2 separate regions of the Homo sapiens genome follow, and region 1 is linked to region 2. Evidence: read pairs that join two places in POLR2A ChIA-PET (ENCODE). Cell type or tissue: GM12878. All regions are shown on one strand. Each heading gives the region's core, and the rest is flanking DNA. Links, peaks and the distances in the headings are about the cores only.

Region 1 (2,920 bases), core at 122-2,621, 340 kb before region 2:
GCAACATAACAAGACTCCATCTCTTTTAAAAAAAAAAAAAAAAAAAAAAGTTGTATTTTAAAGATGTTAATCAAGATATCAAAAGACTTTAGCTTAGATTCACAGCAAAAACAGAAAATTTTGGATTTACTTTTTCATTAAATGCCCCCCAAAACTAGAAAACAGTATGCTATAGTTTTTTACCCCCTTCTTCTGGAAGAAAAGAGGGAAAAAAATTCTTTAGTAACTCAGAATGAGAAATGGATATTATTGAGTCCTCTACAAATAGGGTAATCCTTTTTTTTTTTTTTTTTTTCACTCTGTCACCCAGGCTGGAGTGCAGTGGCACGATCTCGGCTCACTGCAACCTCCACCCTCCGGGTTCAAATGATTCTCCTTCCTCAGCCTCCTGAGTAGCTGGGACTACAGGCATCTGCCACCACGCCCGGCTAATTTTTTGTATTTTTAGTAGAGATGGGGTTTCACCATCTTGGCCAGGCTGGTCTTGAACTCCTGACCTCGTGATCCACGCACCTCGGCCCCCCAAAGTGCTGGGATTACAGGTGTGAGCCACCGTGCCCAGCCACAAATAGGGTAATCCTATAGATTATTGTCCAAACAGGCACTTGAGAGTGAAGAGGACACTACTAATAATTACTTGACAATTGGTATTGTCCTCAGTAAACCAGACAGTATACCCACCCTGCCATGTATTACCTAGCTCTGTCTGCTGAGAAGGCCTAGAAGCAATGGCATTCCAATAGCAACAAACCAAACACACCTAGCGCCCAGATCTTGGTTTCTAAATACCATGCTCCAATAAAAGGAATTAGGGTTCATTGGTGAAATGGCTGATTCTAGGCGTAGGTCAGGGAAAACACAAGATGAGCCCAGAGCATCTTGTAGCATCATAAAGTAAGAAGGGGCTCAAAAAACAAAAGGATGAGCTATAGCAAAGGGACACAAAAACCAACCTCAAGGAGGGCCCATTGGGCAAAGCTGGAACAACAAGAACAACAAGGTAAATAATTTTTAGTACTGGATTATAACCTAAAGAATAAAATAAATGCATATCCATAACATATAAAGAATTGAATAAATGTGGAAAACAGACAAATCTTTCTTTTTTGTTTTGGTTTTTTTTTTTTTTTTTTTTTTGAGGCGGAGTCTCGCCCTGTCACCCAGGCTGGAGTGCAGTGGTGCAATCTCGGCTCACTGCAACCTCTGCCTCCTGGGTTCAAGTGATTCCTGCCTCAGCCTCCCAAGTAGCTGGGACTACAGGCGACCACTACCACATCCAGCTATTTTTTTTGTATTTTTAGTAGAGACGGGGGTCTCACCATGTTGGCCTGACTGGTCTTGAACTCCTGAACTCCAGTGACCCATCCACCTCAGCCTCCCAAAGTGCTAGGATTACAGGCGTGAGCCACCACGCCTGGCTGGACAAACTTTCTTACAAAAAAAAGTTATATATATATAGATAGACAGATACTCTGCTCTACACTACTCCTCTACCTTGGAGTGTAATCCCTGCTACCTTGATAGCCAGGAGGGGCCAATCTAATCATTAGTCCCTAAAATCAGAAAACCTTTTTTAGCTGCTGTCAGAGGGAGGTGTGACTAAGGAAGAAGAGTCAAAGAGTTACATGTTGTTGGTTTTGAAGATAAACAGGGCTGTAAGCTAAGTAATGTGGGTGGCCTCTAGCAGCTGAAAAAGGCAAAGAAACAAATTTTCCAGAAAGCAACAAGGCTGCCAAAAGAATTGCATCCCTGCTGACGCCTTGATTTTACCTGTGAGAGACCCATGTTGAACTTTTCACTTACAGAACTGTAACATAATACATTTGTGTTGTTTTAAGCCACTACGTTTGTGGTAATTTGTTACAACAGCAACAGGAAAATAATTCAAGCATGTACTATGTATAAGGACACAGTCAACAACTTACTATGCAAAGATGGTACCATTATAACCGCTCATGCAAGACTCCACAATGCTTTTAGCCACAGTTGCGAATACAGATTCCTACAAATGTAACCAAACATGTTAACATATCATAAAAATGAAAACATTTTTCCTAAATTGCATTCTACAATGTAACAGCAAAAATTGCTTAGTAATAACATGGATAACATCCACTACAGAAAAAAGGCTAAACTATCTAAGATGATTCAACTTTACACATAATTACATCTATTAATCTCCTATACACCTATAGATTTAAAGCACACAACTAAACTTTATACAGAATTTTGTAGAGCATATTGCATGTAGATATTGTACTGGTACTAGCATAAATAAACGGCTGTACATCTTCTTCAGTGATTTTTCTCATAAGTTTGCACTGAACAGTCAATACCTCCATTTTATTTTCATTTTTACCTACAAGGAGATGCAGTCTTACTACAAATGCAAGAACTCCCAACCCTACACTGTTTATTTTTATTTATTTTTGAGATGGAGTCTCACTCTGTCGCCTTTAGTGCAATGGCGCAATCTCGGCTCACTGAAACTTCCGCCTCCCAGGTTCAAGCAATTCTCCTGCCTCAGCCTCCTGTGTAGCTGGGACTACAGGTGCACACCACCATGCCTGGCTAATTTTTTATTTTTAGTAGAAACGGGGTTTCACCATGTTAGTCAGGCTAGTCTCAAACTCCTGACCTCGTGATCCGCCCACCTCCACCTCCCAAAGTGCTGGGATTACAGGCGTGAGCCACAGCACCCAGTCCTCGTTTTACTTATCTATTGGCCAGCGATGCTCCACATAAAAAAAAGATCCAAAGATCTAAATGTTGGCCCAAAAACATCCATATGTATAAGGGAATACTTAAGATCTGTGATGGGCTGCATGAAGTGGCTCACACCTGTAATCCTAGCACTTAGGGAAGCCAAGATGGGAGGACTGCTTGAGGCCAGGAGTTCGAGACCAGCCTAGGGAACATA
Region 2 (2,920 bases), core at 226-2,725:
CATCTTGAATAGGGAACTGGGTAAAATAAGGCTGAGACCTACTGGGCTGCATTCCCAGGAGGTTAGGCATTCCAAGTCATGGGATGAGATAGGAGGTCAGCACAAGATACAGTCATAAAGACCTTGCCAATAAAACAGCATGTGGTAAAGAAGCCGGTCAAAACCAAGATGGCAATGAAAGTGACCTCTGGTTGTCCTCACTGCTGTAATTATACTGTAATTATAATGCATTAGCATGCTAACAGACACTCCCACCAGTGCCATGACAGTTTACAAACGCCATGGCAGGCCTGGCACGATGGCTCATGCCTGTAATCCCAGCACTTTGGGAGGCCAAGGCGGGCGGATTATGAGGTCAGGAGATTGAGACCAGCCTGGCCAACATGGTGAAACCCTGTCTCTACTAAAAAATACAAAAATTAGCTGGGCATGGTGGCACGTGCCTGTAATCCCAGCTACTTGAGAGGCTGAGGCAGGAGAATCTCTAGATCCCGGGAGTTGGAGGTTGCAGTGAGCCAAGATGGTGCCACTGCACTCCAGCCTGGGTGACAGAGCAAGACTCTGTCTCAAAAAAAAAAAAAAAAAATGCCATGGCAACATCAGGAAGTAACACTATATGGTCTAAAAAGGAGAGGAACCCTCAGTTCTGGTAATTGCTCACACCTTTCCCGGGAAACTTATGAATAATCTACCCCTTGTTTAGCATATAATCAATAAATAACCATAAAAATAGGCAACCAGCAGCCCTTGGGGCTACTCTTCCTATGGAGTAGCCATTCTGTATTTCTTTACTTTCTTAATATTAACTACTTTCACTTTGTGGACTCGCCCGAATTCTTTTCTTGAGCAAGGTCCAAGAACTCTCTCTTGGGGACTGGATCACGACCGCTTTCTGGTAACAGGAGCAATACAAATGGCTATTAGTAAACGAACGCTTAAGTAACTCTAGTACATCTATGATGAAATACCAGGCCACAGTTTTTTTAAAAATGAGGATGTTCTCTATATACTGACGCACAGTCACCAAGACATGCACTTTATAGGAAATTATAAGCTCCTCCTTGCCTAAATCTCCTTAATTTTGCTTAATAAATAACAAGTGAAGCCAGAAGCTGTAAACTCATAATTTTAATGAAGAAATGGGATCCAGAAGATGGAGATGTTTTTCATTCTACTTTATTAGATGAGGAAAAGGAGAGTAAATACTTGTATGCCAGCTACCACACCTTTTAAAGTTAATGTTAACCCTGCTAAGAACAGCAAGGAGATTTTATATCAGCCAGGTTTTAGTTGCCAGAAACCACACCAGTTATTTTAGCAAAGACCTTATAAAGAAGTGTACTATATTTAAGTAGCTAAAAAGGCAAGAAGAAAATGCCAAGGTGTCTTGGAGGTAGCAACTGCTAAGCAGCTGCCACCCCAGGACTGGGGGAGCTAGAATAGAGTCTCCCCATGTTTGACGTTTGTCTGCTAATAGCATTCAAGCTCTCCCCCTCAGTTTGCCTGGATCTGGACAAGCTGATAAGAAAGCCCAGCCACTTCCTCTTTGCGTCAGAGGGGAAGTTCAAACTGTGCAAACCCTGACTGTCAAATGCACTGAGCTCTCATAACCACAACAAAAACCAGAGCCACTTGTTCGTCCTTTCACTGAAGCCCAACAGACTGGCGTGGGTGCCCGCTTTGCTTTCCCTAGAAGGCCTCATGTGAGTAGTAAACTTTTTCATAACCTCTTGGTGTCTGCAGTGTCATCAGTTTCAACATCCGAACCAGTTTTGAGTGATGGTAGTTTATTGATCCCACCTCATGTGGAGCAAAGTGCAAAGCAGGAACAAAGAGACGTGGCTAGAATTGTTGAAAGGTGGGAGATTGGAAGAGGGACCTTGTGGAGCTGAACTCAGACCTATGGTGGAGGAGTGGACTGCTGGGCTGACATAGTGTCTGTGCTCAGGGAGGGGCCCTGTGGCCTTTGGATCTGTGCTTCTGTGGAGAGGTCCCAGCTACTAATGCTGGGGCAGGGAGCAGAAGGGAGGGTCACAATGAGACTTTGAGTGTTAGTTAACCACCTTTTGCCTGAAGAACATGTAATGGCCTTCCCTGAGGTATATGTCTTCCAAAAGTCCGCTGACGTTGCTCATGACCTATGGTCACCACTGCTTTTTGCGTTTTGCTTTTTTTTTTTTTTTTTTTTTGAGACAAGGTCTCACCCTGTCACCCAGGCTGGAGTGCAGTGGCACGATCTCAGCTCACTGCAACCTCCACTTTCCCAGGCTCAAGCGATTCTCCAGCCTCAGCCTCCTGACTAGCTGGGACTACAAGCGTGCACCACCACACCCAGCTAATTTTTGTATTTTTGTAGAGACAAGGTTTGGCCATGTTGCCCAAGCTGGTCTTGAACTCCTGACCTCAAGTGACCCACCTGCCTCAGCTTGCCAAAGTGCTGGGATTACAGGTGTGAGCCACCATGCCTGGAGTCCTTGTTTTTTTTTTTTTTATACTTTTAGGGTACATGTGCACAATGTGCAGGTTAGTTACATATGTATACATGTGCCATGCTGGTGCGCTGCACCCACTAACTCATCATCTAGCATTAGGTATATCTCCCAATGCTATCCCTCCCCCCCTCCCCCCACCCCACAACAGTCCCCAGAGTGTGATGTTCCCCTTCCTGTGTCCATGTTTTCTCATTGTTCAATTCCCACCTATGAGTGAGAATATGCGGTGTTTGGTTTTTTGTTCTTGCGATAGTTTACTGAGAATGATTATTTCCACCTTCATCCATGTCCCTACAAAGGACATGAACTCATCATTTTTTATGGCTGCATAGTATTCCATGGTGTATGTGTGCCACATTTTCTTAATCCAGTCTATCATTGCCTGGAGTCCTTTTAAAAAAATTATTTTTTTGGCCAGGCACGGTGGC

What was found. ChIA-PET counts read pairs that join two places held together with the same protein. Peaks named below come from ENCODE experiments on the same cell type or tissue, not always from the same donor. Only the 100,000 strongest peaks of a DNase experiment are listed, where the experiment ranks them.
Region 1: POLR2A ChIA-PET joins it to region 2 with 7 read pairs; 3 of 35 experiments call an interaction of 5 or more read pairs at or near these places.

Annotation. Positions count from the first base shown.
Region 1 is chr3:44,777,197-44,780,116 of GRCh38, reverse strand. KIF15 (kinesin family member 15) reads right to left here. Exons shown (of 35, transcript NM_020242.3): 4 at 1,926-2,002. Among named protein-coding and RNA genes, the nearest start is that of KIF15, 17 kb to the right of the region's middle. In GM12878, for the core only: no CTCF peak of the experiment used is centred there; no DNase peak of the experiment used is centred there.
Region 2 is chr3:44,438,580-44,441,499 of GRCh38, reverse strand. It overlaps ZNF445 (zinc finger protein 445), which reads left to right. Exons shown (of 8, transcript NM_181489.6): 8 at 1-2,920. It also overlaps the pseudogene C3orf86P. Among named protein-coding and RNA genes, the nearest start is that of LINC01988, 12 kb to the right of the region's middle. RefSeq lists a silencer at 1-106. In GM12878, for the core only: no CTCF peak of the experiment used is centred there; a DNase peak (open chromatin) is centred at 1,599; H3K4me3 peaks cover 377 bases; H3K27ac peaks cover 2,128 bases.